Linked DNA regions of Homo sapiens: region 1 is linked to region 2. A link is an interaction called in ENCODE POLR2A ChIA-PET data of the cell type or tissue named here. Cell type or tissue: MCF 10A. All regions are shown on one strand. Region 1 overlaps APBB2 (amyloid beta precursor protein binding family B member 2). Region 2 overlaps APBB2 (amyloid beta precursor protein binding family B member 2).

Region 1 (5,000 bases), 58 kb before region 2:
TCCAACATAATCCTTTTTCAAATATCCTTCCAAAATGGAATAACAACTACAACACACAATTACAACATAAAATATTTCTTTTAAGATTAACATGTGATTACAAGACAATAAAATTCAACCTACAAATTTCTATTTTTTTTTTAAATTCCACTGACAATAATATTTCACTATTACAAATATTTCACTGTAACAAAAAAATATATTTTGGGTGAGATTTTCCTTACTTTCAACTAATTCATATTTTAGCAGAGACTTGACATCCCTCAGAAATTACATGTGTATGTGCAGTGTCTATGTCTGTGTGTATGTGTGTTTGTGTGTTGCACACACACGTATATGGTTTTTGTGTTTTTTTTGGGATGGAGTTTCGCTCTTGTTGCCCAGGCTGGAGTGCAGTGGCGCAATCTTGGCTCACTGCAACCTCCGCCTCCCAGGTTCAAGCAATTCTCCTGCCTCAGGCTTCCGAGTAGCTGGGATTACAGGCATGCACCACCATACCCAGCTAATTTTTTTGTATTTTTAGCAGAGATGGGGTTTCTCCATGTTGGTCAGGCTGGTCTCGAATTCCCAACCTCAGGTGATCCGTCCACCTCGGCCTCCCAAAATATTTATTTTTTCAGTACAAATATTTAACTTCAAATAAGCTTCAAAACTCAAGACCCTTACCTTATTATAATTATTACAAAATAAAACCCAATTTAATAATAATTAAATTTATAGTAAATACAATAACAACAGAGCTATAAAATCCGATCTTACTATTTAATGCTTTCATAGAACTAAAGCAAAGTTCTGTTCTGTCTTGTTTTATTTTAAACATGCTTCAACTAACTCATTTATACTGCCAGAAATAGAGTGGAGCTATAAGACACAAAGCATAGGAAGTTTAGAAAGCTATCTAGTAATTTAATGGAAGAACAATTCCTATTGTCGATAATGTTTCTGGAACATGCTAGAGAGGATATTTGTGTATGTTTCTGTGCGTGCACGTGCATATTTTATTTTGCATATATTGTTACGGGCATTTGGTCACTCATAATTCCAAGCAGTATCCATTAAAAAAACAGATCGACTTTATAGATCTGTAAGGTCCATTTTTCAAAAAGATAAGAGAATAAAACTGAATTTTCTGGTTCCAAGCAATTTTTTCTAAAAGACAGCAAAAACATTCAACAAGTGTCTCAATTAGAATGTCTTATAGTGCCCTCAAAAAAATTCTAAAATAAAACTGGGAGGTGCATCAATTCTTCCAAGACAAAGCTACATGAAGAATTTATTGGACAAGCAATTCCACATTTTGCTTTCCTTTCCAGACAAGAAAAGAACCAAGTCGATTTCATACTTATTCTAAAAATTCAGAACCAAAAAGCCTATCCAAAATATCTAAAAGTCTAAAACACCTGAAAGCTCAGACAACTGGACTCACTTTTCTGTCACATCATATTACATTGCCTTGTATTTGATGTTTAATCACTTGCAAATCTGATAAAAGTTTTGTCACAACCTTGAGGACTCAGTTTATGAAACCCAAAAGAAATGGCACAATGTAGAACATCATCTTAATCTCTTGCAAGTTTTTTTTTTTTACACAAAGAGGTTTCCTGAGTCTCCTTCCATGTTACAAATCCATGAAAACATATAAAATTTATTAAGCCAGGAATGAAAGAAAGTAAAAAGCCATGGATCTATTGTTAACTTTCTGAGAGAGGTATAACAGAATTTTTTAAAAGCAAGTTTAAAATTACTTACTTTTCCCAGGTCTTTGGTACAAAGCTCAGAAGGCAAGCTCCTTTTTTTCCCCACAAAGTCTGTTAATTAATAGCAAGCACCCAAGGAGGTCAGGCAGCCCAAAGAGATCGATCTAGAAAGTGTGTAGAGACAAAAATTTTAAATTCAAAATCATATCAGAAATGAAAAATCAAAATACCCGACTGTCATTCAGAGTATCTCTGCATCAACAAAATAACGATGTCATTGGGATCCTTAAATGATGAGAAATGTAAACTATTTTTCTTTCATAATATACTAACAAGGCTTTCTAAATCTAGATGGCAGTTCGATCTGTCGCCTTATTAAAGTTTCAAAAGCAGGAACTAGTGAGGCTTCTTGGCAACCACTCCTGTTAAAGATGTCTTTCTCAGGGAGTCACAAAAAGGAACCGAGGGAGAATCTGGACTTCTAATTATATTGTGACTTGGGAAGGAAGGTCTTCCGAAATCACACTTGCCAGTTCCCACTTCCAAACATGAGCTCATCTTATCAACACAGAAGTAGTTGTAAATAGAAGTGAATCGGCCGGGCGCGGTGGCTCACGCCTGTAATCCCAGCACTTTGGGAGGCCGAGGCGGGTGGATCATGAGGTCAGGAGATCGAGACCATCCTGGCTAACAAGGTGAAACCCCGTCTCTACTAAAAATACAAAAAATTAGCCGGGCGCGGTGGCGGGCGCCTGTAGTCCCAGCTACTTGGGAGGCTGAGGCAGGAGAATGGCGTGAACCCGGGAAGCGGAGCTTGCAGTGAGCCGAGATTGCGCCACTGCAGTCCGCAGTCCGACCTGGGCGACAGAGCGAGACTCCGTCTCAAAAAAAAAAAAAAAAAAAAAAAAAAAAAAAGAAGTGAATCACAACAACTTAAGGAAAGTTATCAACAACTTTTAAATACTCTTCAAATGTATTAAGCACACCTTAATTTCTGCAGATAAGAATGGGAAGAGAAAGCCGTGTTCATTTTTTCCTAATGAAACAGAAAATCTGACAATTCTAACCTCACTTATAACACGCTACTTCTAGGCCAGGCACGGTGGCTCACACCTATAATCCCAGCACTTTGGGAGGCCCAGGCGGGCGGATCACGACGTCAGGAGTTCAAGACTAGCCTGGCCAACATAGTGAAACCCCATCTCTATTAAAAATACAAAAAATTAGCCAGGCGTGGTGGCATGCGCCTGTAATCCCAGCTACTCAGAAGCCTGAGGCAGGAGAATCGCTTGAACCCGGGAGGCGGAAGTTGCAGTGAGCCAAGATCATGCCACTGCACTCCAGCCTGGGTGACAGTGCGAGACTCCATCTCAAAAAAAAAAAAAGAAAAGAAAAAGAAAAACATGTTACTTCCCCAACAATCGTGCAAATGGATTCTAAGGCAATAAAATCATTAATAAGATAAAATAGTTTAAGTAGGCAAAACAGATGCCATATGTAACCTATAACCTAAAGTCGGCATACCCCTCGGGCTCTCCTATTACAGGACTTCTACTAGACGTAATTCTAAGAAGCGTGATACACTCATTTACAAGCCACAGGAGACTGCAAAATCAATTAGAAAGAGGGCACAGCTACAGCAAGTAGTTGTAACTAAAAATCAGACAGAACCCTGCAAACACCATAAGCATCATTTATTACTATTGCCATTGTTACTGCCAACATTTATATACTGTTAACTCTTATGCCAGGTTCTTCTCTGTGTCTTACATGCATTAACTCTACTTCAGATAGGGACAAGCAGAATTTCACATTTCACCTATCCCCTGGGCATCACTGTATTACCATACAGCACACTCAGTTCTGCTATAACGCTTGTGTTTTTTCAAGAGAACAATTTGAGTGTAACTCGAATTTCATGTTTCTTTATGCATGATTTCACTGCAAGAATACTAGGTTATCGCAGAAGGCTGCACTTGGGCCAAAACCAGCTGCATATGGTTACACAGAATGAACACAGTCCATGCCTCAAACATCTACCGGTGACTTCGGTTTCCACCAGTGTGCTATGAGCCACACCAAGCCATATCTGGTATCCCGACTCCATCTGATTTCAGGTAATCCGTCTGCCACCACTTCACAATAACTCCTAAGTGGCAACCCTTCTAAAGCACGAGTTCACAAGCAAATGTCAGGACTTTTTCGAGTTGAAGTACCATATTTATTGCACTATTTATGTATTTAACCATTTAGTATGTGAAAAATTTGTGCAACAGTATTTATTCAGTTCCCATCCCTTTTTAATGTGTCACTGATAGTTTTTTGAGTATTGTGTCCCCAACTGCATTCCTCTCCTAAGCACTGTGAGTTTTACTGCAGGATTCTGCATAATGTGGTTTTTAAGAACACATAGATCATTTTATCAGAATTGACTACATAATAACTAGTGTTTATAAAAGATACTTGTTATTTATCCAGAAGGGGTGAAATTGTGATTTTCATATTTTGTCATTATGTTTAAGAGGACAGCAACATATTGTAATGCAATTTAAAAAAGATTGTCTTTCACAATGTTTACAATTACCAACCATAGACACTTAAGGGTCAGCTTCAGTTACATGATAAATTTATTTATGTAAGATTCCCTAAAGTTGTTAAAGGAGGTATTACAGGACCATTTTGGACAGATCAAGATGACGGTGTTATAAAGATAGATTCTTGCAGACAAGACAGCTTAACCATAATTGCTGGAAAGGACAAAATGAATGGAATTACTTTTCATTCTTAAAAACCAATAAATTAAAAAGACTCTAAATTTTCTTTTAAAGAGTTCAAGATAGGCATAAAGATATATACAAGGAATTTTTCTATTATAAGTAATACTCTTATAAATAATTTTTAAAACACAATACTCAACAATGGATAGTTTTTTAAAATCTGTAGAATATTTAATAAAAGGAGAAAATGTTCTTAAGCAGTATTGAGAAAGTAGACTATAATGTAATATACTCATCTTCCCAGTTTTGTTTATAAGAAAAAAGACTAGAAAGAAAAAAAAAGCCAACATTTGAAAAACTGCTAGTTACAAATGGTAGAATTACAACAGAGTAATTTTTACTTTCTTTATATTTTGCATTAGTGGGAACATCCTTTTTACCCCCACTTTAACGTCACATGTGAATCCAGCCAATAGAATGAAGGCTAGCCAAAAAAACAAGAACATCAGGAGCTTCCTTGTCAATCACAAGTATTAATAGGTCCAGTCATGCGGCTGGACCTCTGAAAGTGTTTTCTATCTCATAA
Region 2 (5,000 bases):
CCAGGCTGCAAAGAGCTCCTGCATGAAAGCCCCCTTCAAATGACCTTCTAACACTAGGTTGGTGAAGGCCAACAGGCCCTTGGGAGCAAAGAGAACTTTGTTTACCATTGAACTAGAGCGAAAGAAGCCCAATAATTCACCCCTAAATTTTTCACCCCTAGAGCAAGCTAATCCCAAACGCTCTACCGATAGGTGGGAGAGTGGAATGAGCAAATATGAGAGATGGAATTGTAAATTTGCTTCACCACCCACACCAAGCCAACAGCACACACAACTGCTGCAATGCATGGATCTTCCTGAAATCCAGACCAGACCAAGATATGCCAAGAAACAATACAGGGGCAGTGAGAAAGAAGCTGCCAGTTCTTCGCAAATTTCCATGGCTCTTAGCTGAGAGCTACGACTCCAGGCCGCGCAGTGGCTCACACCTGTAATCCCAGCACTTTGGGAGGATGATGTGGGTGGATCACTTGAGGTCAGGAGTTCGGGACCAGCCTGGCCAACATGGTAAAACCCCGTCTCTACTAAAAATACAAAAAATTAGCTGGGTGTGGTGGCACACACCTATAATCTCAGCTACTCAGGAGGCTAAGGCAGGAGAATCACTTGAACCTGGGAGGCAGAGGTTGCAGTGAGCCGAGATTGCGCCACTGCACTCCAGTCTGGGCGACAGAGTGAGACTCCACCTCAAAAACCAAACAGTCAAACAAACAAAAGAGCCACGGACTCCAAAGTGCATTTCCCAAGGTAATCTCACTTGTAATTAAGAGAAGTGGGATATTCGTGGGGACAAAAAAAATGGACTCTGGAGCCAGACTGCCTGGGTTCAAAGCCTGGCTCCACACTCTCCAAGCTGTGTGGCCTTGGACATGTCATGCAGGATAGGCATAATGATACCAACTAACTCACAGGGCTGCTGTCAGAATTAAATAATACAGTAAAAGCACCTGAATTGGCTATTATTACTATGAAAATTACATCCATTTCCCATTAATGAGTCAGAGGTGAAAAGAGTATATTCTTTTCTCAGAAAAGGATTCCTATTTCTCTAAGAGTTTATGTCTAAGAGGCTATGCCCAAACGGAATCATATTTTAGACACACTAAGAAGTCATTCTGGTTTGTTGAAAGCAGTAGCTCTATGCTACAGTGGCATCAGGAACATCTGGAAAACTTTTCCAAAAGGTACATGTCTGGGCAACAGGTCTGGTTTGGAGCCCAAAATGTGTATTTTGACAAAGCAATGTCATTCTAATGCACACATGGAGGTGAGAAACACTGGTTGAAAGCAAGTCCCAACTCTACAAGACAGGTCTTTCCCAGGAGGATGGGAATAGTTCAAGGGTGTTGAGGGGTATCACTGCCCACAAAAATGCCTCTGCAACCTGTATGCTGCTGCCTGAAATTCTTTTAGCAGGATTTTTTTTGTAGCACAAACCAGAAATACATTTTAAACTAGAAAAGGAACTAATATCGATTGAGCACCTACTACATGCCAGGCCCTTTACCCATCTGTCCCGTTTCTCAAGGTCACCCCACAGCACGGTTACTATACAAATGAGGAAACTGAGGAGCAGAGAGGTTCCTAGCATAGCCGAGATTCCATCCCAGGTGTGTCTGCCTCCTGCACCACCCTGCCTCCTAGTCTATGACCTGGGCTCAGGAATCCCGGACACAGTTCCAAATCAAGGACATGAAACTGACTAAAAGGGTAGCTTTACACCCACCCCACCTCACCCTCAGGTCCTCTCAGGTTGTACTGAACCACAATCAGACCTGAAGTTTAAAGATGTAGGAAGGAGTTCTCCACTCCCACCTTGCCACCTCCTCCAAGAGAGGACTGTAGGGCAAGTCTCAAACTCACTAGGCCTTAATGCTGCATCTGTACAAGAGAAATGTATTAGCCTTAAATCGACCTTTCCCTTTCTCTATCTCTCTCTTTTTCTTTCTCTCTCTCTCTGATAGGAAACAGGAAGGAAGAAGGGAAGGGAACAGATGAATTAATATAAAGTCAGATAAAAATGGAGAAAATAACCCTATCTACCTCAAAAGGGCTATTTTTCTATGAAGCGCAAATAAGATCACAATATACACAGTAATATTAGCCGACTTACTTAACTCCTTCAGTAAATCTGCCAAGACAACAACCCAAAGAGATGAGTATTAACATTCCCATTTTTCAGATGAGAAAACTGAAATGGAAAAAGGTAAAAATAACTTGTCCAAAGAACTACAGTTTATGAATGCAAATTCAAACCCAGGATTATATCTAACCTTTTCAACTCTTAGGCCTAGTATCCTATCTTGTTGATAAAATCACTATGTAATCTGTCAATTCTTATAGAGATATTACTTTTCCCTTACTAGGAAATTTTCATGAGCTATAAAGTGCCTCTAAGCTGCAGAAAAAGCAAAGGGATGTGAATAGTCTATAAACTGCAATCTCATCCCTGGAATAAGTAAAAGAAGCTTGTAATCCTATTTGCAGCTTAATGAATGGAAAATAAATAGAAGCATCCAAAGAAAATGAAAGCAAGCAAGAAATAACATTAAGGAAGGAAGCAATAGGCTTAAGGGCAAAAAAAAAAAAAGGAAGAAGAAGGAGAAGGAGGAGGAGGAGGAGGAGGAGGAGGAGGAGGAGGAGAAGGAGAAGGAGAAGGAGAAGAAGAAGAAGAAGAAGAAGAAGAAGAAGAAGAAGAAGAAGAAGAAGAAGAAGAAGAAGAAGAAGAAGAAGAAAACATCACAGGATGCTGTTTTGCGGATACTGGAGAAACAATGCTTTTGGGAAAACATCAAGGATGAAAAACAAGGCCACGGAGGTGATTCAGACAACAGTAATGCAGTGATCCAGGGCCCAGGGCAAGCTGGCTGTAAGGAACGGGTGCGGGGCCTCACAGGTGCTGCCGGCCTGGACAGGGAAGACAAGGGCCTGGGATCAGCAGGACTTGGAAAGGAAATGACGGAAGCCCATAGCTTATGAAGTGATTAGTCAGAGTGCTTGAAGAACACCATGCACATTCCCATTTCACTCCCTGCAAATGATAGGACATGACCAGAGATTCCTTAACAGAGATGACTTTTTAAATATTAGATAAACCAGACGCAGGGAAATTTTCTCTCCAGAATGCACTCTAGTTAGCAATCAGAATGACAGAGGAGACTTCAGGGAGCTGAAGATTGCAGCAGACATAACCAGCAGTTAGGAGACCCAGGTTCAAGATACGGCTCCACCACTAATGCCCTGGGCTTGGCCGCCTTGGGCAAATCCCTCAGCGACTCAATCCATCAGCCTCCAAGAGAAGGGTGGGACAGGATGACCTCTAAGAGGCTGTGTTTGGTGACTAACTCCCTTCCCTGGTCTCCCTCTCACCCTCTTTCATCTCACATTGCAATGAGCTCTCCAATATACTTCTAGCTCAAAGAGAGGGAGGGAGGGAGGAAGGGTGGCCTAAGGATGACAAATGTGCTTAAACCTCAACATGCCTTACAAGAACTGAAAATCCAAAATATAAATCAAACTAATAAAGCCAATGAAAATTATATCTACCACTTATTGAACCATTACTATGTGCCAGACACTGTCCTAAGCACCTCGCATGCATTAGCTCACTTAATCCTTATGACGACCCTCTAAGGAAGGAGGTAGATAAGTAATTTGTCCAAGTGACACAGCTTGTGGTTAAGCTGAGATGTGAATGTGGCCTCCCGAGCCTGACCTCTTAATCATTATACCCACAGCATTAACTTTGGGGATAAGACTACCCCAGCTAATTATGATATGATGCCTCTTTGCTTTAGAATGAAATTACACCAACTCAAACTGACAGCATGTATTACAGAATGCTGCAGCTATGATCCTCTTCCCTGGCAAAAAAAAAAAAAAAAAAAAAAAACGTGGTAAGTTTGGAATTGTGATTTGGCAAATATACAGCTTGGGTGAAACCATGACTTTCATAGACACTGCTCGTTTATTCTGGAATCTCTGAGTCCAAGCCCAAAGTCTCTCTCAAAAGTATAGCATTCAGCCGGGCATGGTGGCTCACACCTGTAATCCTAGCACTTTGGGAGGCTGAGGTAGAATAACTCCTTGAGCCCGGGAGTTCAAGACTAGCCTGGGCAAGATGGCGAAACTCTTCTCTACAAAAAATTTCAAAATAAGCTGGGTGTAGTGGCAGGCACCTGCAGTGCCAGCTACTCAGGAGGCTGAGGTGGGAGGATTGTTTGAGCTCAGGAATTGGAGGCAGCTGTGAGCTAAAATTGTGCCACCGCCCTCCAGCCTGGGTGACAAAGCAAGACCCCATCTCTAAAAAGATAAAAATAAAAAATAAAGTACAACATTCCAGACACCAGGGACAATGAGGACCCCACACAGCCAACTTCTTATTTACTCAGGAGAGTAGGTGAAGCCCAGAAATGTTGAAAGAGTGGCTCCAAGTCACACAGGTAATTAGAGAGAAAGCTAGAGCTAGAATGTTGAGCCTCCCAAATTCCAGTGTAAAGTTCTTTCAATTCTTTAAAAACAAAACCCATGTCTCCTATCCCTTATTTTTTTTCCGCTTATTATAGAAACTTTCAAACACATACAAACGTAGAAAGAATGAATGAACCCCCATACAGCCAGCCATCATCCAACTTCAATGATTATTAACTCATGGGGAATCTTACCTTATTTCCACATTTATCTACTCTCCCCACCTCATCACCACCAGTTGCTTTGAAGTAAATTCCAGGCATCACACATCCTTTCATCCACAAATATTTCAGCATATATCTCTTAAAAAGATAAAATTTTTAAGAGACACTCTAAAGCATAACCACAATAGTATTAACACACCTATAAAAATTAACAATAATTTCTTAACATCAATTATCTGATCAGTGTTCAAATTTCCCCGTCTTTTTTTTTTTTTTTTTTACAATTTGTCGAATCACAATCTATACATAGATTGTGTATTGAATCACAGTCTACACATAGCAACTGGTTAAAGTATTTCTTAAATT

What was found. Peaks named below come from ENCODE experiments on the same cell type or tissue, not always from the same donor. Only the 100,000 strongest peaks of a DNase experiment are listed, where the experiment ranks them.
Region 1: POLR2A ChIA-PET joins it to region 2 with 5 read pairs; 3 of 35 experiments call an interaction of 5 or more read pairs at or near these places.

The regions. Positions count from the first base shown.
Region 1 is chr4:41,098,890-41,103,889 of GRCh38, forward strand. It overlaps APBB2 (amyloid beta precursor protein binding family B member 2), which reads right to left. Exons shown (of 18, transcript NM_004307.2): 3 at 1,750-1,861. Among named protein-coding and RNA genes, the nearest start is that of APBB2, 110 kb to the right of the region's middle. In MCF 10A, no CTCF peak of the experiment used is centred here; no DNase peak of the experiment used is centred here.
Region 2 is chr4:41,157,303-41,162,302 of GRCh38, forward strand. The region is part of intron 1 of APBB2 (amyloid beta precursor protein binding family B member 2); the gene reads right to left. Among named protein-coding and RNA genes, the nearest start is that of APBB2, 55 kb to the right of the region's middle. In MCF 10A, no CTCF peak of the experiment used is centred here; DNase peaks (open chromatin) are centred at 2,909 and 3,329.